Linked DNA regions of Mus musculus: all the other regions are linked to region 5. The links are chromatin loops, found by intact Hi-C in ENCODE. Cell type or tissue: heart. All regions are shown on one strand.

Region 1 (4,000 bases), 120 kb before region 5:
ACTCATTCAGAACACACATAACAACGCGTTCAGTATGTCTAGGAGAGCCCCATCTTTCACCTAACCTCAAACTGACTAGTCGGAAAGAGCAGCTCTATTTGAGTAGAAAGTCTGCTCAGGCCCAGCCATTTCAGAATGTTCAGTAGCTGCAGAAAATTCCATTAAAACAGAGGCTTCTTAAATATTTGACTTAATTCACTGTATCTATTGAGATCCTTCTCCGTGCTGGGCACTCTTCTCATTGCCAAGGAGCAATGGGGTTGAAGATGAAAAAAACTCAGGAAAGAGGAGGTTTTCATTTTTAAGTGTGGTAATCGGGAGAGTTGACTATGAAATGTCTTGTCAGGGTGTGTACCCCTGAGCACTCAAAACTAGGTACTATTCAGGAAGTTCCTAAAACAGAGTGAATGGGGGAAGGTAGTAAGAGATCAGGGAGATCCTCCAGCCTAGAACAAGTTGAAAGTGGCCTCAGGAAACAGCAGGGTCTCTTATATCCCTATCTTATATCTCATCATCTCTAGGAAGGTTCCAGGGTCTCTCACATTCTGCATTCCTCAGGAAAACCCCAGTCCTTTAGATGCACAAGGTTATCATCTATGTGTAAGCAAGCAACAGCCCAACAATGACCAAAATGGCCACAACCAGCCACGTGACTTACCTCGATCCCGTCTTTCTTATCCTCACAGCAACAGTTGTAACTCTTACCCATATATTTTGTAATGGATGACCTTAAAGCCCGTGGAGATTTTGGCACAGAACAAAGCTGACTAGAAGAAAGAGAGCCTTTGTCCTCTTCTCAGAAATAAAAGCAGAGTCTGAGTCATGCATTTAAGCCAGCACTTTGTGAGCATCCTCTCTCTGAGCTGCTGCAGTGACATTCACATCCTTCAAATTTTAGGTCCTTATTGAAAAGATTATTTAGGACAGAGATCCAAGGGACTCCATGAAGGGAGTAAGAATTCCTTGGTCTGCTTCCCATCACTGGGACAAGGATGAATTCTAAGGCCACTTTTGGGCCAGTTCTCACCTGATACTTTCTTTCTTCCCAGATTTCCTTTCATTACTTTACTCGGATGGTTCTGGGAAGTGACCCCAATACAGGCTAGGAAATTCTAAAGCTTATTAAAGGAATGTAATGTATGACTTATCTCTTGTATAACATGTCAGGTATACAAAATATCCTCTAGTGTTTTTGTTTATTGTTTCCTGATCTTGACCATCAACATTTATTTACAACTGTTTTGGTAGACTAAATCTCATAGTATTGTCTCTAGTAAGCTGTACTCTTGTCCTTCCAAAGGGAAAAATACATTCATTTGTTTAACTTATTTATGTAACTTATATAACATTTAATATAAAAAGCAGCAATTTTCAAAGTACATTGAAAGGAACAAGAGTTGCATTAGAATTGGTCCCCAGTAAGCATTTCATGTCTAAATAAAGTTCAACAATGACACAGGTAAATCAATAGAGTTTTAGTTTGCAGCATATCGTAAAATCATGAAAGTAGAGAATTAACAAGGGAGAAAGACCCCAAAAGAATTTGGGGTGCTTTCTTTCCCTGATGCCTATAAACATGCTTGGCGAGGGTTAGCCTCATTCTCTTGCATCTGCACAAAAATCTAGGCGATCCTGTAAGTCTCCTGGCAAATCCTGGTCAATGACTAAACTTAGAGACTAGTACTAATCAATACTGCTGCTTTCTGTGGCGGCTGCTGGAGGCAGGTGGTCTGACTTTATACATTCGCTGTGCCTGGCTCTGTGCATATGTCTCTCTCTTCATCCATCTCCTCCATGCATTCTGTTTCCTCACCCTAGTTTATGACCACCCATAGCTAGGAGTCAAATGGGGAAGGTGGGCTGAGAAGGTGTCTAGGGAAGTCCTTACTCTATAGGTAATTCCACTAGACAGCTGCGGGCAGCAGGGTCTTTTTCCTCTCATCCTCCTATTGACCAAATCCTATATGAGGAAAGACACCACTGTCCAGGAAAGCATGTGGAGCAGCCTTCTCGAAAAGAATAGAGTAAGACAAGGTGGAAAGTAGTTGTAGACGGTGGATGGGATCCTTATGACCCTGGCAGATGATCTATTTAGATTTATTTTTAAAATTATTTATTTTTATATGTATGTGTGTTTTGCCTGCATGTCCATCTGTGCACATGTGCAATACCCGAAGGAGCCAGAGGAGGCTGTCAAATACACTGGTTTCTAGCAGTGGTTCTCAACCTTCTAATGGTTTGTAAGCATTTAATACAGTTCCTCGTGTTGTGCTGATCCCCAACCACACATTTATTTTGTTGCTGCTTCATAAGCATAATTGAGCTACTGTTATGAACTGTAATGTAAATAGCTGATATGCGAGATATTTGATACACAACTTCCAAAGGGACCACAGCCCACAGGTTGAAAACTGCTAGGTTCCATTCATTGTGTGCGTGCTGGCAGTAGAAATTCCTGTCATCTGGAAGAACATCCAGTGCTGTTACACTGAGACTTTCACCAACACACATATACACACACATACATACATACACACACACACACACAGAGAGAGAGAGAGAGAGAGAGAGAGAGAAACAGACAGACAGACACAAACACACACACAGACACACACAAACACAGACATACACACACACACACACGCACACACATCAGATATTCTTCAGAAGTACCCACAACTTTGTGAGGTGGCCGCCACCTGCCCCTTTAGCTGCTTTGTCAGGATTTTTCACACTCGGAGTGTTCAGGCATCTCACTGATGCTCTAAGGAGACCCTTCACTACCTCCAAACTAGAATGTTCCTTCACCACTTCTCACCTAGAGCAGATATGAAATATTTTTATATCTTATAACTCATTCTTTGCACTGTTACTTGGGGAACCGTCTCTTTTAAACAACTATGCATCTTTTGCATAGTTAGAAACACGGAGTACTTTCTATTGTTACAGTTTCTGTTTTCTCCTCTGGATATAAATTCCTTGAGGGCACGGGCTTTTCCTACTTCACCTGCTCAGGCTTCCTGGATCTGGTACGTAGCAGGAGCATGGGAAGAACCCAGGAGCCACCAACTACCCCTGTTTGGGCCTCAGTTTCCTCCACTAGAAAACAAGAGACTCAATGCTGGTGATGTGAAAGGCCCCTTTGAGCTCTCAAATCCCTGAAATGTAAATGCTAATCCCTCAGGTGAGAGACCCTCTTGACTTCTCTGTCAAGAACCTTATTCCAAGTTTATACATTAACCAGAGAATACAGTAGGGCGAGACGGTTACAAAATCTCGAATTACTTAGAAGAGGGGGAAAATGGCATTACAGGGAACGTATAGAGTTTCTCAAGGAAATGAGCAATCTCTTCTTTGATGGAATATGTGAAAGCTAACCTGGAAGGAATAATTCGATTAAATGGTGGTGTAAACTGGAAAGGAAGCATTACTTCCTGAACTGTACTGAGTGTCTCACAGGTGTCACAGGGCCCACTGCCTCAGTCATTAAAGTGTTTAACTGTCTCCACTTAACTATGTGCAAGCGATTAAAAATGGGAGCTTACTGGGACTCCTGGCACCAGAACTTTCTGGTGAATTGAGCTTTGTTCTCTGTTACTTACGATAAAATGAAAAAAATAAAACCCATAGCAAGGGTATATAGCAATGGCTACTCTTTTGCCACAAAGGACCCAGAATTCTGCAGAGCCTTGGTGACCCCAAAGGACATATAGAGACAAGTGGTATGACAAAGAATGAAGCTAGAATATAAATCTCTGCTTTGAGGTGTAAAAAAAAAAGTTTGTAATACCTTGCTCTACTAATTAGGTTGCATTTTCAGAAAAGCAAAACATGAAGCATTTTGCAAAGAACACAGCAGTTTTCATATCAGAGAAGGTGTCTGATACGTCACAAACTCATCATAAAAATAAGAAGAATAATTCACAACAGTAATAGAATTTCAGATTTGGACCTAGCAAACCTGCATCCTAACCCAGCCATGGCCACTTATAGTACAAGC
Region 2 (4,000 bases), 1.0 Mb before region 5:
ATGTTTAATGGAAGGTATCAGATTTTTCCAGGGATGAAACCAATAAAAATTTACCTGAAGCAGAAAAAAAAGAGAGAAAGAGAGAGTGACAGAGGAGAGAGAGACAGATTTTGGTGATACTTTACGATAATCACAACTAAGAGTTAAAAAGTTATCACTTTGATGATTGTAACCAAGGTAACAAATGACTAGGGTGGAATAAGAACATAAGTATCATAACTTCTTTGGCTTTCCACAAGAATAGCATTCCATATAGTTCTGTGATCCAAAGAGATGGAGTCAAGATTATTTTTAATTTATGACCCTGACCATATCAGGTCCTTTATCCTCTCATGAGAAGAATGCTAACATTACACTCCACAATTTATGTTTGTGTGGTGACTTCTTTTCATTTGTTTATTAGCATGGTTTGCTTATGAGATTGAACCAGCCTTGTAGCCTGGCATAGTCTCACTTGGTATTACACATTTTTGGATTTGATTTGATAATATTTTGTAAAGAATTTTAAGTGTTTAGTCATAACATTAGCATGCAAATTTCTTTGTAATGTGTTGCTTTTGGTATTTGTGAAAACTTTATGTGGTCCTCTTCTGTACACTAGGAAAATCTGTGTAGAACTATTTTCTTCTTAAATGTGTGTTAGAATTTTCCAGTAGACTGCATCATTGTGAAGGGTTTTCATGTTCTAGGGAGCCCAATATTACCCAGACCAAGTGTTTCCTCCTGAAAAGGAGAGGAAAGATGGGCCACCAGTGATCCTTGCCAGCCTCCATGGCAACAATGTGTTTAGGGGGTCCCCTATTCTTCAGAACACTTCTGATTTTCTCCCTGCCACTTCAGGCCATCATTTCCCCCAAATGAAATCTCAGTCTTTGGAGATAGTGTGGTAAGAGGCTTGAGTTTTAGCCACCATCTTTTACATTTTGAAATCTCACTCATTCCTTCCATATCTAGGCATGGAGACGTTACCTCACTATGTTGTGAGGCTAGAAAAAGGAGTTACTTACAAGACGTCTGACACGGTAGTCAAAACTGATTTTAGGACTTATTAGAGAACACAATTGTGTGTGCGATGCAATTTTATAAATGTATCCTCATAATTGTATAGTGATTGAATCAAGAGATATTGTTATTTCCATTACCTTGACCATTTATCACTTCTATGCATGGGTATACTCAACTCCTCGCTCCCCTCTGTCTTCAAATGTACAATGACTATATAACTCAGGGTGAGGAACCTGAGCACTTACCCTGTATCCCCCTGCATCCCTGTACTCTGGCATCGCAGGCTTTCAGTGAACTCTTCTTCCTTTCTCAGGAAATGGAGCCCCTTTGCTCATTTGAAAGGCTGTTTGCATACTCCTGAACCTGAGAAGTACTTCCTAAAGGGAGTCCTAGACACAGATGAAGCTCTCCATTCTCTGTCTGTCCTCTATTCTCCCTTTCCTCCTTACGCCTTCTCTTCAGACTCCAAGACCAAAGCTTTCACCTTGAAAAGCTTCATTACACATTACAGAGTGGAAATGATTTGTAGATGGGAACACTCTGTTCTAGTATTCCAGCCCTAGCTTCTTGCCAGATTCAAAGAGGACTCTCTTTGTTAGTGAGCCTCCTGAGCCTTCCTGACATGAGCAAAGTAAAGGCAGCTATTTAAATTCTAACTCCAGTCTAGAAGGATAGTTCTTTTTGATTGAAAAAAAAAAAAAAACCATGAGTCAGCTGCTTAGAAAAATGCATCGCTGATGATCTTAGTACATCAGAGCAATTTCATCAGTCTAGAAAGCACATTTTCAGGAGGCAAGACTGGCAGGGCATGAAGGACAGAATATTAATAAAGCTGTCAGAGGTGGTAGTGCTGTTTCAGTTCTGGGCAGCAGAGGGAGCTCTTAGCTCCTAGTTCTTAAATTCAAATTTGGCAGGAAGGCAACCAAAACAGTGTCCTTGGCCTTATCTTGGCAAAGTGAATTTGGTTTACATCACTAGGAAAACTGGAAAAGCAACACTTAGTTAGTTACAACAAGAACAAGTACAACAGGCAAGATTCACCTTGAGAAAGACACTGGTTTATATGTATGTTATGAATTTTAATGTATTTAATTCTCACAACAGTTTGAAGGATAATGTAAGGGTAAGTGTGAGTATAAGGGTTACAATTAGGGTTAGGGATCAGGTAAGTGTAGAGGTTAGTGTAGAAGTTGGGGATAGGGTTGGGGTTGGGGTTGGGGTTTAGAGTAAATGTAAGGGCAAGAGTATGGGTTACAATTCTGGTGATATTAACGAGGTAATATTACTGTGTCCTTTCTGGGGATGAGGAACCTGAGGCTCAGGGATATTAAATGACTTCTCTAAGGTCTCAAAGGAATGAGTAGAGATGGGATTTGAATAGAAGACCTTTGACTCCAAAGTCTTAGCTCTTAATTATGAATAACATTTTATTACATAAACATTCGATCCCATTTCATGTTGCAAACAGTTAATATGTGGTAAGTACTTTTTCCTTCTATTGTCTCACACACACACATGCACGTACGCACACACACACACACACACACACACACACACACACACACACATGAGTTGGGGGGGAAGAGAAGGAGGAGGGAATAGAAAGGAAAGGACTTAGAGAGAAAAGGAAAGTACAGAACTCTTTAGACTGAAAGAATAGACAACTTGTTTTGGGTCTTTAGTTGTTTAAGTATTCTACAGACATTTTATTTCTAGTATGTAAGATCTTATGGTTGTATGCTCTTAACCACTGATGAGTAACATAGAGGGCATGGTAAGTTTGACCCAAGCCCCAGTCTTCTGTCTCTAAGACTAGTACTATCAAATATTCTGTTGTACCCTATAGCCTTCCTCTATACTAAATTTTGCTATGAGAGGTCATGAGGTTCAGACACCACCCTAATCTCACCTCTTCTTGAGCTTTGGTCACTGAGTCAGAAATATAACAACAGCTATTGATTTCATTAAAACATCCTGTTGTGTCTAAAAGATTACATTTCATTGCACTTCTTTTCTGTGATGTTCCTTGAGGTCGGGTCAGGAAATGTTAATACAAATATCCCATTTATGGATGAGCCCTCCTAATCTTCTATTTTCAGAATAGGGCATCTCAGCATCGTTTGTTTCTTACTGGAAGGAGAAGAAGAAGAAGAAGAAGAAGAAGAAGAAGAAGAAGAAGAAGAAGAAGAAGAAGAAGAAGAAGAAGAAGAAGAAGAAGAAGAAGAAGAAGAAGAAGAAGAAGAAGAAGAAAGGAAAAGAAAAAGAAAAGAAGAAGAAAGAAGTTTTTCTCACCAACACTAAGAAAAACACACATCTGTGCTTACAAACATAAATATTTAGAAAGTAATTTAATGACATTACCACTTAGAAAATGACAATACTAGACTCCTCTGAAATGCCTCTAGCTGTACTGGCCATGAGCTCCCTGCTGTGGAACAAGCCTCAAATTTAATCAGTTAATATATTATCTTTATAATAGTCATGACATTATTGCCCTAGTGGATACAATTTGCTTGTCAGGCTAGTATTATAGCAGTGAGCCTTCCCAGATCTTAGGATCGCTTTTTCCAAATTTCTTACTCCTATTGAAGTAGATCTCAGACAGTGAAGTAATTTGCCTTTATCATCGAGATAGTATATTGGAAATCTACAACTTAAGTCCAATTTTCAAAGTTTCTTTTTCTAAATCAGATTCTACTAATACTATGATCTCACCCAGATGTGATTATCGTCCCCTATCTAGCTCCAGGGCAATGTCAGGACTTTATAAATAGGTATACCTACTTCACATGGTAATCTTCTACCATTACATACTACAGTTATTGGAAGACACAAAAATCACAATTTCTTGGTCAGTGTCTCCATTTGAAACACACTTGAAGAGTTGGTGTTCTGAAAAGAGTCTGTGTTTGGAAAATAGTCCTGGTTCTCTCACATGTAAATTGTGTGATGTTAGTCAAATCCTCAGTCTTTTCATCTGCCATATGGGCCTCTC
Region 3 (4,000 bases), 180 kb before region 5:
TTTTAACTGCTTTTTATACATGTACATTTTATACATATACATTTGTATATGACATAAATTGATGAATATTTCATATCAAATTAGAAATAAAAAGCAATGAAAGGATTCTTCACCCTACAAAATAATTCTTCATTGGCCAGAAATCTACGTTAGTCAACCCTTTTGTAAAGGAAAGACTTAGTAAGCGAACTAACCTGCTTTTGCTTTTACCTAAGGGCTCCTATTGTCCTAGTGTTCCCCACATTCTGAAGCAGGGACTATCGTTGATCTTGCAATTAGACAACCCATAAATATTTAATACATGTGTATGAATATATTCAGTAAGAGAAGGTTTGCTTTGAGCTCTGGAAGGAGTTTCATGGGAAAAGATGCCAAGTTGCTTGTCTAGTTGCATCCATTGCTGTGACAAAGCCCTGTGACCAAAAGCAAGTTAAGAGAGAAGAGCATTTTGTTGTTGTTACTGCTGCTGTCTGTTGTTGTTGTTGATGATGTTGTTGTTGTTATTGTTGTTGTTGTTATTGTCATTGAGATTTACACTTCCAAGTCACAGACCTCCAATAAGGAAAGACAGAGCAGATTTTAAATTTGAACTTGAAGGCAAAACCATAGAGGAACATCACCTTACTGGCTTTATGGCACGCCTGTGTTTAACTAGTTTTCTTATGCAGCCTGTCTGCCTAGGGCAGTTGGGTCATGACCCATTTAGGGGATGAACAATCCTTTCATAAGGGTCACCTAAGACTATGAGAAAGCTTGGATATTTATATTAGGACTCATAACAGTAGCAAAATTGCAGTTATGAAGTAGCAAAAGAAAATATTTTATAGTTGGGGGGTCACCACAACATGAGGAACTGTATTAAATAAAAAGTCAACACATTAGGAATGTTGAGAAACACTGGCCTAAGGAATGGTGCCCTCCACAGTGGGCTGGGTTCTCCTACATCAATTGATAATTAAGATAACCCCCCACAGACATGCCTCTGCCAGCCCATCTTCTGCCATCCCTCAATTGAAACTTCATTTTCTCAGGTGATTTTAGCCTTCAAGTTGACAGTTAAAGCTAACTAGGACAGTTGTATACAACAGCTCTCAACACTAGAACCTGATAGACACAGACACCCATATGTTCTCCACTATTTTTTAAATATATTTAGGAAATATGGGGTTCTCCAGTACAAGACCTTGAGTAAAATGTAATACTGCATCTGCTCCTAGAAGCCTAGAGCCCCGGGATGGACCATGTTGAATAAGATACGTTGTTAATACAACTGTATAAAGATAGGGAGAAGGTCTCAGGCGGCATATGGGAAAGAAGACTTAGTGTCTCCGCACATGAGGGTGGGGAATGCTTTCATTTCTCATTATTTAAGAGACAGAGGACGATGATATTAGCAAGATGGTGGAATCAGAAGCACCAAATCTCATTGTCCTCATAGAAAGAGTGACTATAATATGACACATGTGAGTGGGAAATGCCTTCATGAGAACCCTAGAAATAAGTTCAAAGCCAAGAATAGTCATGCTGAGAGTGGCAAACCAAGTGCAGGGACCCGTCCTTAATCCCATCTACTTAGGAAGCTGAGGTAAGACGAACACAAATTCAAGACCAGCCTGAATAGTACTGGTCGATCTGGAAAAAAAATAAGGAAACTAGGAGGGAGTGTGGAAGAGAGGGGGAGGGGTAAAAGAGGTGGTAGATATAAAGAGAAGATGTAGTAAAAGATGCCGTTCCATATCAAACGTCTCCTTTTCCAGAGTGCAAAAGTCCAATTATCAGTCTCTTCCTTGGGGGGCGGGGGGGAGGGCAAAGAGAAAAATAGATTTTGCATTCAAAGTCTCTTCTCTCGAGGAACTAATTTCCTTCTCACATACTTCACAGTGTTCATGCCTAGGGGCTGCAGAGAACAAAAGTGAGCTCGGCAGCTCATGTCAGTGCCAGGGAACTTGTAATACCACAAACAGAAACTGGCACAGCCTGCCACCTAGGGAGTGAGAGCCCAGCTTGTGGCTCTGGGAGTGGAAGGGGTGAATGGAGCGGACATGTGTCCAAAAAAGAAAAAATCCCAGCTCTTCAGGGACCTTCAAAGAGACTGGTTTCTGGCTTACCCAACACAGGTTCCTGATGGTCCCCAAGGCCTCAGGGAAAGGCACATAGTTTAGCACGTTGGAACTTGTAATACTACAGATAGACACTAGAGGGAGGAAGAGATTACAAACTGAAGACTAAGCCAGCAAAACTCTGCCGGGCTTATTCATGAAAGCATAGAAAAATGTATCCCTAGACAAATTTGACGAGGTTCTGGAATCTTGACCTCAAATGACTGTGGAAGTCTTTCCTTGTACATAGTTGAAGTAAAATGATATAGAGGCAGGTGTGTTTCAAATGTACAACCAAATACAAAGGTACAAGGCATACATAAAAACCTGAGAAATCATGGCCCAACCATAGGAACAAAAGAATCTCCAAAGCCTAACTTCAGGTAATGGAGTTAAGTGAATGACCAAATTAAGAATTCAAAATATCCATGTTACATTCAATCAACTCACAAGAACATAATGAATAGAATAACAGTATCAAGTCTCTCTCTTTTTTTTTTTTTAAATAACCAAACAGTGATTTCAAAGCTAAAGAACACAGAATAGAACTGAAAATTCACAATGGTAGTAACTTCATTCACAAGATAGAATCAGCAGTCACAAAGACATTGACATTATCCAATCAGAAGCATAGTAAAAATGAACACAAAAAGAGAATAAAACAATCCTACGGAAATGAGAGGCTATCATAAAGTAGAGTGGTTAGGAAAGAAAGCGATGGGAGATTGCCATAGAGTTTATTGGGTTCTTGGATAAATTCCTAGTGCTAAAAACAATAAACAAAGATGAGAGAGAGAACAGAAAAGAGGCAGATAATAAGATGGTGTGAATAAGTGACCCTGTGAGGGAAAATGGACATCTAGATGTCTAAAGGACCCTAGCTGTGATTAAACCAAAGAAGCGCATCTGAGAAATTACAATCACATTGTCAACAATCAAAGATAGGGGATTTTGTAGGCACAGAAATAAAAGTGACTTGTCACATACAAAGACAGCCTGGTAAGAATAAGAAGGGATTTCACATTGCAAGCTTGCGGGGCAAACGGAAACACAATGATATGTTCAAGTGCTAAAGAAAAATAGTGTCAATCAAGAATACTACATATGGCTATAGTCTCCACAGAAATAAAGCAGAAATACCTTCCCAGATAAGTAAGAGCTGAGGGGTTTCATCACCACTACATTAATGAAAATAAGAAATGCTAAAGATAATTTTAATTGAATTTAAAGGATGATAAAGAGTCCCATGAAAGCAATGAAGGTAGAAAGCTCAATGGCGAAGGGAAATGCATAGTCAAGTAAATGCATAGACTAGGGAAATACCATAATAGCAGTGTGAAATTTCACCTCATACAGTATTTCATCTATGGTGCTGGACATAAATGAAGAATACAGCTTTAAAACTATAATTTGTGACATTAATGACAACACGTAGGGCTGAGGATGTGGCTCAAAGTCAGAACATTTACTGATTACACACAAGGTCTGCCCATTCCCAAAATAATTCAGGAATAAAACAAAACATAAAACTTGCATTCACTGTTGAAAATAAGCTGAAGTCATCTTAAAGTCAGTGTTATAAACATAAGTCATGCTACACAAACCCTGCGGTGAACACAAAGACGATACCTTTAGATTATGGACAGAGAAGAACAAGAAGATGCTAAGTATCCATTACAAAAGTAGACAGCAAAACAGAAAGGCAGAGAAAAGACCTCAAAAACTGTAAGACAGACAAAAAGCAATTGCTAAAGAGATAGTCTAAGTTCTTCTCTATAATAAATTTTTTGAATACATCGATCAAAGCTCCTGGTCATAGAAATGGAATATCTGAATGGATTTTGAACAAACAAGATCCAACCGCTTGCTGTCTCCAAGAGATACACTCTAAAGATGTGTAA
Region 4 (4,000 bases), 740 kb after region 5:
TGTGAATTCATGGGTGCAGAACACCTTGGTTCAGTGTGTCTCTTCCTGACCTCTGGTTCTTAGGTCCATTTTTATCTTCATTTTCTTAAAGTTCCTATTATCTCTGTAGAAAGTGGACTGAAGGGGTTGAGATTAGAGACTGTAAACATGGTGCCAGATTGTAACATGAATCCAGGCAGGAAGCAGTGTGAGGCTAAACAAGGCAGTGGGCTGGCAGAGGAGGAGCTGATAGAAGACATGGAAGGATAAGAGTTTGACTTGTAAAATATCCACCTCATTGTGAGAGGGCAAGAGGGCAAGACTGTGCCAGGGAGAAAGGGGTCTCCTTGTTAGGTTGGATCTCCCTAAAAATTGCAGAACCCAATATTCACAATAAATATCAAATTTTAGCATCACCTCAAGAGTTCAAAAATGTCCTAGATGCCCTTTCTTTGATCAGGTGTCTTGACTGGCTTGTGAGACAGAGCTAGCTGGCCAGTGCTCCACAGCTGAGTGATGAGTGTGGGAAACACACTGCTCTCCTGGCCTCTGGGCAGTGTGCCCTGAACATTTGCTGTTCTTAGTTGATTTGAGGAGTTTTGTCCTTTTAAAGAACTTCACACTCTCATGAAACATCCATTTCATAAATGGTTGAGTTAAAACAAACCTGGGACACACACTGTAGAAGGTGTAATAGCACGCAAAGCTTTTGAATAAACAGGACTTTCCTTCCTAAGGCAACTAGCAAGTGTTTCTTATGCTCTGTGATTGGCCATTTTGGTGCCCTCTGTTGGAGGGTCACTCTAAGGCAGCATCTTGCAGTTGTCTTCATCAAAAGGGGAAACATGAGAAATTGAAAAATTATGATAGTGACTGTCAAGATGGATCTGAGGGTAAAAGCACTTGCTGCTAAACATGGTAACCCGAGTAGGAGAGCTCTGACTCCAGCAGGTTGTCCTCAGATGGTGGTGCCTGTGTAACACACGCGCGCACACACACACAAGTGCAAGTGCACAGTGGCAATCTTGAGAAATATCTTTACCATCTTGTTTGATAGACCATGTTTATGATATTATAGACTATTTCCAAAAAGTGGACATTTCTAGTGAGAAGCAGCATTTCTAAAGATGATGTCTGAGGACTTTACGTGTAGCAAAGAGTCACAAAGCAGCCACCCTGGTAGGCAAGAGCAGTTGCATGATTGATTGCTGATTGCAGAAACCACTTGCTCATAATGGGATGTGGGAAATCGTATGTACAGTCAGGAGCATCATCCTCAGGACAGTGGCTAGGAAGTGATAGGAAGCTTCGTGTGTGTGTGTGTGTGTGTGTGTGTGTGTGTGTGTGTGTGTGTGTGTGTGAGAGAGAGAGAGAGAGAGAGAGAGAGAGAGTGTGAGTGAGTGTGTGTGTATGAGTGTGAGTGTGTGTATGTATGAGTGTGTGTGTGAGTGTGTGTATGAGTGTGTGTGTATTAGTGTGTGTGTGAGAGACAGACAGACAGACAGACAGACAGAATGCTTCAGTTTTCTTTCTATAAGCCACAAAGAAGCAATCTTTGGGTGCTGTCCTCCAGGAAAAAGTGGTCCAATTATTTGACTAGGACACCAAGCCTGAATGGTTTTAGTAAGCAAGTGCCCCTAACACTAGTTTGCATTCTGAAGGAGACTCTGCTCCCTGTACACAATGCCTCACTTGACTTTTCTGTAATAAATGAAATTCATTATCTTTCCACAGCAGAACTATTTTCATTATTTCTCTTATAGTGATGCTCTTCCTAATACTTGTTTGTCAGCTTCACTTAGAACGCGCTCATACTGCTGTGCAAGTATCCACAGCAAGCTTAGAAAAATCATTTACTTTTGGTGGATTTTCTTTTTAGCCTTTCTGGTAATGTTTGGTGATCACTAATGGGAAGCCATTCCTTCCTCCCTTCCATGTATTTCATGCAGTTTCCCTCTTGTCCCAATAAAAAAGCCTTTTATCAAAAACTGACATCCTAAATGAAGGACATAATTGTATAGCTTATTTATTAGTGTGCTAAACTTAAAATGTAATGGTTTCATATTTCAAAATGAAAGCATGTTGTGATTCATGGTTGTCAGTGACAAAGTGGACAGCTCTTCCATATGGCTGCTGTGATTGCCTTTGCAAAAACACCGGATTGCTAAGCCCTGCATCTCTCTTCCTGTACAATAGCTCCCTCTACTTGAAAATAACAGTGTAATTATAGCTTAACACTACATACCTTATTAGTAAGGTCCTTTTTTTTAATTCTCTTGCTACATATTAAATATCTTGTTAAATATCAGATTATGCTAGACAGTTAACAAGGGCCTAGTCACTTGGGAAACAGTTGAGGTCAGTTGAGAAGGAAAAGCAAGAATTGTATTTGAGAGTGTTGTTCAAAGGCAGTTGTAGGCTGTGTTGATGTTGGTGTGTATATTTTGCTATAATTCTGTGCAGTGCTTTGAAAAGAATGCACCGAGGTGTGGAAAGCAAAGCCAGAAATCTTCAAACGAGCCACCAGTGCTTCTCACAGATATAGCCTGCATCTTGGCACATCCTTGCATTGCTAATTCCAAAGTGTGACAGTAAATCCTGCAGTTTGTTTCTCCCTCTTCTCTCGGAAGACTTGGATAGAAGCAAGCTCAGCAGAACCCTGTCTACTCCGGTGGCCTGTGTAGAGTGGCCCATGCAACACAGAAGCAGTGGCCGCAGATGTGCTGTGTGTGGCTGGTTGATGAGGAAGGAAGGCTTAGAACAGTGCTGCATTGTATTCCTATCTATCCCAGCATCAGGCAGAGCTGTACTGGGCTCTAGGATATTTGCAGCAGGGTACCTTTCCCTCATTCAGAGTTCTTCCTGACAGCTATCCTGTGGAAGCTCGGCTCTATCCTTAACCAGTGGCTAGTGGTGTCCAGGTTCCTTAATTCTCTCAGCATCACTTTCTGTCATCTGAAATTCAGACAGTAGGCTTGGTATTGTGGCTCACACCTCTAATCATAGTGCTCAGTAAACTGAATTAGGAGAATTACTCTTGAGTTCCAGGTTTTTCTGCATCAATATGTCTGTTATCTTCTGTACTCACATCAGAGAACACAGGGTCCTCCCACTGATGAGAGGTCTGCATATTGGCTTGCTCATGAATCCATTTATATTGGAATCTTTCTGACCTAGGCCCCAAAGTCTGTCATATTTTCAGATATTTTAAAAAATGCACTGTAAGCGCATACCTGTATGTGTGTTGCTGATGCTCTCATGCCAGGCAGTCACTTTACCATGCAACACTTATTCTTGTGTGTGTGTGTGTGTGTGTGTGTGTGTGTGTGTGTGTGTGTGTGGTGTCTGTCTGTCTGTCCATGTCTGTGTCTATATGAGTCTGTGTATGGTGCAGCGGTAAGGTTCATGTACCTGCATACACTGCAGAGGCCAGAAGAGGGTGCCAGGTGCCCTCCTCTATTACTCTGCCTTTTCCTTCGAGGCAGGATCTCTCCTTGACTCTTGGGCTGGCCTTTCTCCAGTAGAATGGAAGCCAGCAAACCCCAGCATCCTCTCATGTCTGTCCCACTTGGAGGTAGGATTATAGGTGACTGTGTCAACATTCAAACTCTGGTTCCTATGATTTGGGGGTAAGTGCTCTTAGTGAATTATCGTTTCAGCTCCTAAATACACTTTTAAAATATTCTCTCTCTCTTTCTCCTTCCTGACCTTAAGTGGTTTCCTAGAAGAATGCTGCATTTGAATGATGGAGTGTTGTTTCTATTTTATGCTGCCCTTAGAGTCTGCATATGGGCCAATAGCCATGTCTTTGTTCTACAGTGTAACTAAGGTTGAGAGTGTCAGAGAATCTTGCCTAACTGTTCTCAGATCTCTTGTGGCCAGTCACTGAAAGTTTAAAGAATAAATTTATATGTATTGAGCATTTAGACCACAGTTGAAACTGTTATGTTTATGTCTTTACCATGATGTAAGCTGATATTATAAGATATATAGAATGATGTTTTCATTGATTTAAGCGTCT
Region 5 (4,000 bases):
TGACTTGTCCTTCAAAATGCAGCTCAGGTGTCACCTCTGCCATGAAATTGCCCCACCATGTAAATAACATGTTTCTACTTCATAATATGCTACGTATCATGGCCGCCATCGTGCCACTGCATAGTTATACTCCTCTGCCTGTCACTAGCTATATCAGAAACTGCTGATGTCAAGGATTATGTCACATTTCCCTTTATTCCTTGAGTGCTACACCAGAAAATAACAGCTATCAAAGAAATGCTTCCTAAATTAAGTCTTTTCCCTACAGACATTTTTCTGGTTGAGCCAAACATCTCAGATTCTTCCTTGTATTACTGAGAGTGCAACCTAGTAGTCTTATTCCCATTTTAAAATAAAAAAAGTTAGATGAGAAACAGCTGCATAACATCCCAGAAGGACGGAACTAGGAGGGACATGTGTGACAAGCCAGGGCTTTTGTGTTTTGGGTAAAGAAGCTGAATTTCATGGCCATCGAGTGTCTTATCCAAGGTCACTCTGCAAAGTCATAGTGGAAAAAGAATAAGCGTGCTGAGCTCCTGACCTCAAAGCTGAAATTCCTCCCTCTAAATTAAGGACTTAATGTAGGAGCAACTGTGGAGGAGATGGGCACATAACTCACAGAAGGGAGTCTCCAAGGGTGGCTGCATGCTGAGGAGACAGCTGGCATCCCTCATCTTATCTGCTCAAAACGACAAAAAGAGAAAATCTATAATATCAACATAAAGAGAGAAAAGACAACACTGTGTGTGTCTTGTACGGAGCATTGTGTTCTGGGTGTGTTATTGTATGTGCTTTTTTAATATACCATAAGCTAATTTTATTCTTTGTCAAATGGAGAGATAAAAACACTAAGGTATATCTATCTTTTAAACTATGTTTTAGGAAAATGAAAATCTAGTTCTATGGGTGTGCTCTTCTTGGTTGTTTACTAATGGACAACCACTTTGTATAAACCACAGATTATTTTCCATGGGGAAGTATCATGGAAATAGATGAGAAATTAAATTCAACAAAGATATTTACCTGCCAAGTTGCATTAATAATTCAATTATTACATACGAATTTTATTTCTAAATACTATTAGAAAATAAAATGGGAATGTTGAAATGCTCAGGTCCTATTGTAAATAATGGGACCGTTAAAAATAATGGTAAACAGTGTGGATTCTGTGGTTTGTGGTGTCTTCAGATCAGTGACTTTGAGGAAATAATTTACTAGTCCTTATCTGGGTTCCCTCATCGAAGAAGGACAGTAGTCAGGGTACATTTGTGATAGTTGTGTCGAGGATTAGATGAGATACCTGCAAAGTGTTTTTAAAGGTGTCAGTCACATGGTAAGGCTGTAATGTTTAATGTAAATGTAATGTAACGGTAAAGTTATCATTGAAGTGGCCCCTTGAATAAGTACACATTGGCAATAATCCACAGATCTACTGGGGGTGGGAATTAACCAATCACGCACCAAAATGCAGGCCTTCCACTCTGGGAATCATTTTGGAGAATATAACATATCCCCAATGGCTTCTCTAATCTTATGCCACATGAGACCTGCAAAGGAAAACGGACGAATCACAGGCATCAAATGTTATAATCATCTACAACTTCTGGGTTTCCACATAGCAGTTCTTCCAAAACATAATTAAGGGTTTGAAAGTCAAATGATATAAGTGCTAGTTTTAATTACCGCTTGGTGAACTTTAGTGTGTTAGAATTGTCACAACTTTCCTTAAGGATTACTCTGAAGCCAGGCAATACAGTGGGAAATTATTAACTCCTACTTTGGTACAGCAATTATCTGCATTACAAGGTTTATGCAATTAGCTGTTTAAGATGTCATTATATTTTGCCATCTGGTACACAGGAGTTTATGCATATGAACAGGCACGTGTTGAAGTGATTTTCACTATATGACTTGTTCTCAACCCAAGCCATCTCTCTAATGAGGGAAGTTACGGTGCATCGTGCATTAGTGGCAGGTGCACACCATCAAGCTTCATTTTCATCGAAAACCTTCATTTTTTCCATTCTAAAGTATTCTGCACAAGTGCTGGGAAATTAATTAGTCGCTCTCGGTTCAACGCCTGCAGGCATGTTCCTTAGCAGTTAGAGGGGGCGAGGCTTCAGTCAGGGACCTCTCCTCCTTTCTCACCCTGACAGCTCTGCAAGGAACCCTCAGGTAGTGAAAAGACCCGGTATGAGCTCCTGTAGTTGATCTTGCAAAGTGGGAACAGGGGACCTGGCCTCGGGGTGCCCTACACCCCGCTTTACGCGCCCAAGGCGGAAAAACAAAAAGGATGCTCCCAGAGGGGTCCCGCAGATTATCGGATCGCGCCCATCAGGTTACAGAGAACTGGATCCCTAGCCCGACTCTACTTCTGCGCCCCCTTCGAGGATCCCGGGCTGAAGCACATTAAAGCGGCGCCCTCTGGTGTCCGCTTGAGGCCGCCGGGTCACAAGAGAGGCTCTGGGATGAAAGTTGTCACCCGATCGGATCACCAAACCGAGGCCCTGAAACTCTTAAAATGAACCTTTCCAACGCGCGCGCTGAGTGCGCCACCCCGCTGTACAGAAAGTCTGGGGCACGGGTGACTCCTCCCGGGCCCTCCTTACTGGACCAGGGTCCCAAGCCCCCCGTAAGATGCCCTGCAAAATCGGCAGGCTGCAGATGAAAGCGGGTGCGAGTCTGAGTGGACATACCACCTTCCCCGCAAAGGGCACAAGGAGAGGTGAGGGGATGTAGAGCGACGCCCAGCTCCCCAGGCTAGAACCACGTTTATAGGTTAGTACTCTTGAAAAGCTCACTGGCCAAATCACCCCAGAAAGGCTAACAGACTCAAAGACCGGCACCTAGCCTAGGATACTCCCCCGGCACCTCCCCCCACGTGCTGCCATAGTAATATGCCACTGACTAACCAGCTGGAGCTTCCTCTGCACGGTGGACATTGTCACTCTTGGGAAGCATAGCACTGGAGTTCCCAGGAAATTGTCTTCCTCGGAACCTGCCCAACCCAACCCCCCCCCCCCCCCACACACACACACACACACACACACTTGGCACCATAGCTGTCTCCTCAGTTTTACCCTCAGCCCCAGATAGGAATGTTTCCACTATCTCAGTCTGGATGCCAGTCCAAGAGCTTAGTTCATTCCAAAAGGTCAACAGGTTCATGGCAAGCAGTTGGATTTATGGAGTTGATAAAATCACACTTGAGACTTTTCTTTGGACAATCTTGCTGTCCCCCCAGTCTTTCACCTTTTATGTTTGGAGCAGCATCTGACTGAAAAGGGACCAAGAAAAGAAACCTGGACTCTTCTGCTCATTTTCTGCACTAGCTTTACCTCGGGGAGAGGGTTGAGGAGGGTGAGTCTGGATGCCTTACAGGCAACCGGCATTTTTTTTTTTTTTTTTTTTTTGAAGAAGAAGAAGAAGAAGAAGAAGAAGAAGAAGAAGAAGAAGAAGAAGAAGAAGAAGAAGAAGAAGAAGAAGAAGAAGAAGAAACAGCAAGCTTATGTATTGCACTGAACCAGACCCCATTATTACAGTAAAGAATAGAAAAAAAAAAAAAAAACACAAGCTAAGAGGTAAGCTCAAAACTAGGGATGAAATGAATATGGTATCCAAATAGATGGATACAAATAAGATGAGACCAAGGAAGTAGCTGTTATCTCAGAAGGTCTCTGTGTGGACAAGACTTGCAATACAAATGAAGTTTGAGGTGCCAAGAAAAAGAAGCCTCTGTGGGAAGAAGGTTGTATAAAGAAAAATCAAGCCCAGACTGAGAAGGCTGGGGGAGGGGCTGAAAAAACCATTAGATAAAGTGGGATGAATAGTTTGGAGCTAGTCTGGTCTGTCTAAATTCTGTGTATGCCTCTTATGAGTTCCAACAAGCAATGAACTTGACCACTAGTGCTTTTAGAATTATTATAACCATCATTTTTTATTTAGATGATTTCAAAGTTGTTGCCAAGATCCCTAGACTTCTTGGGTGCAGAGGTCTAGG
Region 6 (4,000 bases), 950 kb before region 5:
GAGATGTACTTTAAGCTCTTTGGACAACAGCATCCTTAAGAGGTAACTAATATTCTCCTTGATAGCCTGCTCATCTGAGACTGGCAAGACAGTACTATCCTCAAGATTTTTTTCTTGATATTCTCAAGAGAGAAAAATAAAATCTACAAAATTAGAGAAGTGATATCTTGGTGAGAATGAGCCAGATACACAGTGGGATATTTTGGGATATATAAGATGAAATGTCTTTACTATCAGATGCATCAATTCTCATTAAGGTTCTGCTAAGAAAGCCCTCAGAAACTGGGTAAAGAAGGAAATAAAGATGCATAGTTGTCTCTGTTGTCTGGGTGAGTCCTTTTTATTTCCGTTAAGACAGTACTGGCATTCTTCATTTTAATGGACTGTCCAGAGGACTGCAGGCCATTTAGAATTCCTAGCACCTAGGAACTAGCATGCAGAAGTGTGAAGCATTTGTTGTAGTATTTCAAATACTGATCAAAGGACTCTCACTGAGTATTGCTGTGTTGGCTGAGGGCCAATGTTTCTATGGGGACTCATGTAGCTTCTGCATAACAGACCTTTTCTATTTGTGTGCCCAGCACATGTGACTGAGTGTTTCTTTTTCTTTGGTGCTTAGTGCCCTTGGCATCTCCCAGGCAGGAGACCCACTTAACAACCCTATTATTCTTGCTAGGACAATCAGACTCCCTAAGATAATTTCTGTATTCACTTGAGTGATTGGACTTTGCTCTTTAATACCACCAATGTCTTGGTCCCTGCTCAATAAATAATAAAGATCACATTTCTGATCTTCCTAAAACTGAGTTCATGCCAGGGGTATGGTCAAGTCTAAAGAACAGACTTCTTTGAGATTTGGTTTTAGTGAACAGCTTCTTAGCTCAGAGAAGCAAGAATTTGCAGAATAAAATACCAAAGGTAGGTGTTTTCTTTAAGATTGTGCCATTGTCCCCTCGTCCAGACAAGGTCAGATATGTGTTCAATATGGATATTACTTTTCATGTTACTGTGAAAAAAAAAAAGCCAAACTGAAGCAACTTAAGGGAAGAAGAAAGGTTTTATTTTGGCTATCAGTTTGAGGATAGTATCTTCTATGATACACATAGTGTCATGGCCACAAGAGTTGAGGCAGATGGCCCCATTTCATCAGCAGCCTGGAAAGAGATGTGAATGCAGGTCATAGTGGTGTTTTGCCTTGTTATTCAGTGCAGATGTCTAGCCTCTCATCTCAAATAGCTGACACTAGAAACTCCCTCATAGAAATGTCCATCAGTTTATCTGTAATGTGATTGTAGATTCTCTTATATGGACAGTCAATGCCACATATCCTTATCATACCACATATCCTTATAAGCATTAAGTGCTCTCTCCCGCTGGGGGACTATGACTATGCCGTGGGTAGAAAAGGATATGAGAGTGGGACAGTTTTTCTCCACAATGTGACAAACAAGTATAGGCTAAAGACAAAAACTGTTGCCCCTTTAATGCATTGTATATGGCTTCATTGACTGTCATAATTGATTATTTTCTATTTTATCATAAACTTAAGTCAAGTGATCTTGGAAAAATGGGGATCTTACCTAGGCTATCCTGTTGGTACATTGCAGAGCCTAAATTTGAACTCGACTTGGCTTCAGTCTAAGTGCATTGTGTATATTACTGCATATAAGTATTCTTGTATATTTCCTTATGTATACATATGCATACATATAGGTATGAATATTTGATATATTACATATAAATATTAATATATGTCCATGAATGAATATAGACACCTAGATGGAGCATTTAGTTTTCATTTTCCTCCAAGTTTTGTCTCTTTGCATTGGAGATTCAGATAACATCACATCACAAACTCTTTAATAAGATATCAGGTGCTTAATTCCAAATACACATTTCATGTACCATTTAACATTTGTTTATATTATATTAACAGGGATGCCCTAGCAATGTTCCACAAACCATGTGGCATAAACAAAAATTTTTGTTTCAGTTTTTGAATCTTGAAGTCAAAATTCAAGGTATGGATTTGATTTTTCATTCTGCATCCTACACATAGACACATTCTCATTGTGTGCTCACGTTCCTGGAGTATCTCAGTTTAAACACTCTTTTCTTAAAGAGCAGCAGTCATAATGGATGAGAATGTACTTGGTGTCCTCACATTGGCTTAGCTCTCCTTCTTAATTCCTCTCACCTGCATAGCCAGATTTTGTGAATAGGGTTTTGCTTCTTACAATTAAAAATCAAAACACCCTCTGCTTAAACCAGCAGCAACGATGCTGCCAATTCTAATCTAGACCACTTGGTGGCAGTAAAGCAGAAATGTCTGCAGACAAAGTAGAAACCCCTTCAGAACTGTAATACATTTTATAGACCAAGACAACTGCAGTTGTAAAACATTATCGTGTATCAATAGGCATATTTTCTGATCAAATCTTTATAAGGCTCAAATAGGCTCATAAATACTGAGCTCTCTGGTTTGGCTTACTCATGTTTCATGCTTCCGTTTAAGATATTTTGGAGGGGTGGAAATCTAGCAAATGGTTGAAATATCAAAGCAATATGCCACTGCCAATTTGTTTTCCTGCAATCGAGGGAAAATATATGTGCCTCGATTAGAAACACGACCCAAACAAGAAGAATCTGCCACATTCAAAACTGAGCTCATTTCACATGCAAAGCACAGCCCAGGCTGGAGTAAACCAAGAGCTAAATCGTTTGCTACTTGATTTTTGTAAGTAAGCTCCAATTTCTATTTCCACAGGGTATCATTATGCAGTGGATTTTCTTTCATAAATAGTTATTGCCTGATGATAAAATCAGCCTTGATGATAAACACTTAAAATCACATGGCAAAGGGTGTCAGCAAAGCAAGCTTTCCTCAAAACCTTAGTCATGTGTTCTTGTTCGAAAGAAGACTAGACAAATGTGCAGTATGTACACAATGGAGTTTTATTCAGCTATGAAAAAAAAGAATGAAACCACCTTATTTCCACACAAATGGATCAAACTAGTGATCATTGTGTTAAATGAAATAAGCCTGACACAGACAGGCAGGCATCATATTTTCTTTCATATGCAGAATCTAAATTAAAAAAAAAAAAAGGAGGGCCGGGCTTGGTGGCCACGCCTTTAATCCCAGCACTCGGGAGGCAGAGGCAGGTGGATTTCTGAGTTCGAGGCCAGCCTGGTCTACAAAGTGAGTTCCAGGACAGTCAGGGCTACACAGAGAAACCCTGTCTCAAAAACAAAACAAAACAAAACAAAACAAAACAAAACAAAACAAAACAAAACAAACAAGAAAACTGACATGAAAGAAGAAAAGAGACCACATGGGAAATGGAAGGATACCGGTGGAAGGGAAGAGGTAATGAGAAGGGTATGAACAAAGGATATAATGTCCATCTATGAAAGTAGCATGATGAAACTATGTCTTAGGCAATTAAAAATTAAGAAGAAAAGAAAAAAGAAGAAGACTGTGTTGGTTTATGACTGCCCCAACACATCAACGCTGCGACAGAGACCTGGGGATTCAGTGACCTGCCAAGAAATATATACCACTGTTGAGTGGGCTGCCAGCTGGTGAAGTCAGACTTCCCACTAAACGGTGTTCGGCTGTGGAATCTATTCATTTGGACCCATTCACCACTCACTGCCTCTGGAGCTGGTGAGTGGCCAAGCCTGCTCTGCTCTTATTTTGGGCTTGTGCACAGTGGTCATCTTCGAAAAAGACTATGCTTCAGAGAAAGCTCTATCCACACTGTGTGAGCTGCTTGTGTTCCATTCGTACCTTCAGCACATGGGGGCTACTTACATTATCCTAGCAGCTGAGGATTTTGTGCCCTGCAGTCAGTTCCCTAGATTTGGCCCAGGCTTGTCTTTTACCTTCGATTGATCTGTTGTTTTTATGTGGTCCTCTGACTTCTCAACCTGGCAAAAGTTTGTTGAGTCTAGGTTGAATGGAGCCTCCTGCATGTTACCATAATGCCTTGTCTAG
Region 7 (4,000 bases), 700 kb after region 5:
ACCATTTTTCTTGTACTAGTGTCATAAGTAAGTGAGAACTGGTTTCAGTGCATAGTATACCTTTATGAAAGCTTGAGCAACACCTCAATACCAAAAGATGATTGTGTGTGAGGAGTTTAAATAGGACCCTGAGTTTTATTGGTAGACAATCCAAGGAAACAAATTCCATGCAAGGAAAAGTACTTCATTGTTGACCTCTATCTGTTAGTGAAATAACAGCCCATGTAGAAGGAGAACAAGACACCAGTAACATATCACATTCAGTTTCACTTGTGGATGATGTAGGATGAGGAGATTAGTGTAGCAAATACAGAAACACAAATGTGTTGCTACGTGCTACTTGTGGATTTCAGAAATACTGGGTAGAGGTTGTCGGATTACTCATCGGTGTGCTGGGTTTGCTGATAAATTTCAGAATATGAAGGAGCAAATGAAATTACACGCATACAAATCGGGAAATGACCGTCTTATAATTCTAGGTAGCCACTTTGGATGCTCAGATTGCAGACGATGAGGAGCTACAGAAATACTCGAAGGTAGGCTGGGCTGAAAGTGCTGCTCTGCTTCATTGTTGCTGAGCTTTCTTCACGTTCTTGCTGAAGAAGCTGAGTGGCGTGGTCTAAAGTCTTCAGACCTGAATCATACACGCGTTCCAGAAGTGAGCAAGGCTCTCAGTAACAACAGATACAAGTGGGTAGATAAGGCTGGGAAGAACATGGAATCCTTATGCTGTTTCCGGAAGCCAAAAGTCCAGGTTTGACTCTGGCACAGTAGCCATGAAGGTGACAGGTGAGTGTGTGAGCGCCTCAGGGGTTGTATGGAGACTTTAGGGAAAGGTTTTCTGCAGTGTGGAACAGAGATGGGCTTTAGGCTTTGAAAAACATAATGTCTGGATATTCAGGGACAGAAAACATGGTTGACCTGAGTTTGTTGGTCTTGACTTAATCAATTTGAATGTAATCACTACAATCTATCTGAATGTAATCACTATTGCTGTGGAGAACATGCAGTTAGTAATTTGGGCAGATTCTGTCTTCTCTTTATAAAATAATTTGTAGTTTTATCCTAGACAACCAGAACCTCACTTATTAAAATAGAGAATCTTTTAAGTGGCCTTCACAATAAATAATAGAAAAGGAAGGATGTTTTTTTCCCAGAGTTTCAGAAACACTGCTGCACTCCTCCATGGACCCTAGCGCTGAGCCCACCTAAGACGCTCCATTCAGAGGCAGTGTTTAAAATGAGTTCTCTCAGGGCTGGAGAGTGGGACCACTGGGTAGGAGCGTGTGCTGCTGTTCCGGAACACCTGCGTTCTAGTCCCAACATCCAGGTTGGGTGTTTGTAGCTTCAGTTCTAGAGGACCTTCGCCTTCCTGTGGCCTCCATGGGTACACACGCGTGCCCGTGCATACACACACACACACACACACACACACACATATAAAAGTAAGTCTTTGAAAGAATGAGTTATCTGTCTCATGTGGCTTTCTTAAGCTAAATATCAATTCAGGTAGTTTTACTGTTTCTTCCTTTGTATGTATGGTATTTTGCCTCCACAATTGTTTGCCATATGTGCTGTTGTTTTAGGGGTGTGTGTGTGTGTGTATGTGTATGATCAGGCCCTATATCATGGTGCAGAGATTAGAGGACAGCTTTCCAGATCTGGTTCTCTCCTGCCACCTTGTGGGAGCCGAGGATTGGACTCCTGTCATTAGGCCTCTATGGAAGCCCCTTTCTTTATATGCTGAGCTGTCTTGCTGGTCATTGTTTTATGGGGTTGGATTCTCAAGGCTGAGAGTGGAGAATATTTCTTTCCTTCCTAACTTAGCTGCATTTTAAGTCAATTCCTAGTAGAGGCCATGTCTGGCTGACCAAGCTCTCCTCAGATTCACAATGTAAAATTAACATTGCTCTTTATAGCCAGTTGTTAATTATTTACAGTGTCATTTTTCTGAGAGCAGTTTTTGATTAATAAATCCATCTAAAGATGTTGGGAGATATTTTATTCAGAGCTGGGGTAAAGCATGTAATAGTTCATCTAAGTGCAGTAGTTACTATTCACAGTTTTTCTAATTAGTTTTAAACCTCCTTTGTCATATAGCTGTAGATCTTTAGAGAACCTTTGGCTTTAAAACATGCCTCACACCAGGCTCAGTACATCACACAGCTTGCCTTTTGGTGTTCCCATGACAAACTGCATAAAGCCAGGATCCTAATAGTCCCTTACAAGCAGAGAGGGACACAAAGCATGTCCTGTGTGTATTTTAAAGAATGTGATTCTGCAGGCAGATGCTATTATCATGCCCTCATTCCCTAGGTCCCTGCTACCAGCTCACCTCTCCCTTCTTCCCCTCATAGCCTCTGTGCAGTAGAGTTGTATCCAGGCAATAACATAAAAAGATGGAAAGACCTTGAGAACCATGTTCTAAAATGCTGCCCATGCATTCAGCTGTTCATTCGTGAGATACTGATATGCACTCTGCCATGTGCTCTGGTATACAATGTGTTCTAGATGAGAACAAACGAGAAAATGATCCTTACATTGTTATATTACTGGAAGAACAACAAGAAAAGTTAGTCATTTAACATGACCTGAGCCTATTAGGCAAGGCAAGTAGATAGAGAAACAAATGCCTAGTAACTTTAGATAGGAAAGGCTTTGTAAAGGTGGGGACATTTAACAGTCTTCACCCCCTATACCTCTGAGTTGTCACTGTGGTGAGTTCCTGCCCTGTTGCTAAGGCTGCTGAGGAATTCTGTTTTCCTGCTTGTGCTTCCTGAGTGACTGAGGTTTCATCCACACATGCTCTGGGTTTAGAAGATGACATTTTAGGGAGGCAATTTAGGACGTGAAATAACCAGCCTAATTTTCCTTGCAACGTAATATGAACAATAAGATTTGGTGGTGGTGGAGCTGGAGTGTACATAGATTTGGCATATGCCTGCATTAGTACAGCTCAGTGATAAGAGGTGGTTTTCTGTCACAGGTTTATGTGCCCAGAACTTTTAGAATATGATCTTTCAAAAGCTCCTCGTCATATATTCTGTTTTTAAGACATTTAATTATTTACTTGATACTGTTTTGTATTAGTGCGCCCTTTCAGTGGAAGAAATGAGAAAAAAGTTTTCCCTCGAATTGCACTAGTCTCTTGATATTTCTCTGTTCCCTGTGTGTCTTTGTGTATTTGTAGCCAGTATGCCTATTTGTTTGCTTATTATGTATGAGGCAAAAAGATGTCTAAGTTTTCCACCTAACATTTCCAATTTTTTTAATACTGATTTTCAAGTTATTACACTCCATAGGATATTTCTCTTTAAGTTACTGGCTTATGATCTAAACAGCATAACTTTTTTTTTTTCTTTTAAAAAAACAACATTTAATTGGGGCTGGCTTACAGATTCAGAGGTTCAGTCCATTATCATCAAGGTGGGAGCATGGCAGCATCCAGGCAGGGATGGCAAAGGCAGAGCTGAGAGTTCTACGACTTCATCCAAAGGCTGCTAGTGGAAGACTGACTTCCAGGCAACTAGGATGAGGGTCTTAAGCCCACACCCACAGTGACACACCTATTCCAACCAGGTCACACCTCCAAATGGTGCCACACCTTCAAATGGTGCCACTCCCTGGTCCAAGAATATACAAACCACCACATTCCACTCCCTGGCCCCCATAAACTTGTTCAAACACATGAGTCTATGGGGGTCATCCTTAAACATAGCATAATGCAAAATGCATTTAGTCCAACTTTCAAAGTCCTCATAGTCTATAGCAGTCGCAACAATGTTAAAAGTCCAGAGTTCAAGGTCTCTTCTGAGATTCATCCAATCACTTAACTGTAATCTCCAAAGCAAGACAGGAAACCAGCTGGAGATTCCAAACTCTGCATCTCCATGGCTGATGCCAAAGCGGTCTTCAGATCTCCACTCCTTTTTCCTCTTTGTTGACTGCAACAAACTGCTTTCTCCTGGACTGGTTCCACTCCCTGTTAGCAGCTTTCCTC

What was found. Peaks named below come from ENCODE experiments on the same cell type or tissue, not always from the same donor. Only the 100,000 strongest peaks of a DNase experiment are listed, where the experiment ranks them.
Region 1: a loop joins it to region 5, with 4 times the contacts of the local background. A loop is called at or near these places in 7 of 42 quality-filtered maps.
Region 2: it touches region 5 in a loop (8-fold over the local background); 14 of 42 quality-filtered maps call a loop at or near these places.
Region 3: a loop joins it to region 5, with 10 times the contacts of the local background. A loop is called at or near these places in 31 of 42 quality-filtered maps.
Region 4: it touches region 5 in a loop (4-fold over the local background); 2 of 42 quality-filtered maps call a loop at or near these places.
Region 6: a loop joins it to region 5, with 4 times the contacts of the local background. A loop is called at or near these places in 4 of 42 quality-filtered maps.
Region 7: a loop joins it to region 5, with 4 times the contacts of the local background. A loop is called at or near these places in 15 of 42 quality-filtered maps.

The regions. Positions count from the first base shown.
Region 1 is chr4:97,621,180-97,625,179 of GRCm38, forward strand. It overlaps a transcript of Nfia not described here. Among named protein-coding and RNA genes, the nearest start is that of E130114P18Rik, 39 kb to the left of the region's middle. In heart, a CTCF peak has its summit at 2,173; no DNase peak of the experiment used is centred here.
Region 2 is chr4:96,703,889-96,707,888 of GRCm38, forward strand. No RefSeq gene overlaps it. Among named protein-coding and RNA genes, the nearest start is that of Cyp2j5, 42 kb to the left of the region's middle. In heart, a CTCF peak has its summit at 1,872 (motif pointing right); no DNase peak of the experiment used is centred here.
Region 3 is chr4:97,562,772-97,566,771 of GRCm38, forward strand. No RefSeq gene overlaps it. Among named protein-coding and RNA genes, the nearest start is that of E130114P18Rik, 20 kb to the right of the region's middle. In heart, a CTCF peak has its summit at 2,191 (motif pointing right); no DNase peak of the experiment used is centred here.
Region 4 is chr4:98,487,423-98,491,422 of GRCm38, forward strand. All of the region lies in intron 17 of Patj (PATJ, crumbs cell polarity complex component), which reads left to right. Among named protein-coding and RNA genes, the nearest start is that of Gm40210, 90 kb to the right of the region's middle. In heart, CTCF peaks have their summits at 761 (motif pointing left) and 2,180; no DNase peak of the experiment used is centred here.
Region 5 is chr4:97,743,567-97,747,566 of GRCm38, forward strand. It overlaps a transcript of Nfia not described here. Among named protein-coding and RNA genes, the nearest start is that of Gm38709, 32 kb to the right of the region's middle. In heart, a CTCF peak has its summit at 2,427 (motif pointing left); a DNase peak (open chromatin) is centred at 2,435; H3K4me3 peaks cover 1,042 bases; H3K27ac peaks cover 1,101 bases; H3K27me3 peaks cover 254 bases.
Region 6 is chr4:96,797,270-96,801,269 of GRCm38, forward strand. No RefSeq gene overlaps it. Among named protein-coding and RNA genes, the nearest start is that of Gm34053, 12 kb to the left of the region's middle. In heart, a CTCF peak has its summit at 2,297 (motif pointing right); no DNase peak of the experiment used is centred here.
Region 7 is chr4:98,443,272-98,447,271 of GRCm38, forward strand. It overlaps Patj (PATJ, crumbs cell polarity complex component), which reads left to right. Exons shown (of 44, transcript NM_172696.2): 14 at 480-536. Among named protein-coding and RNA genes, the nearest start is that of Patj, 49 kb to the left of the region's middle. In heart, a CTCF peak has its summit at 1,695 (motif pointing left); no DNase peak of the experiment used is centred here.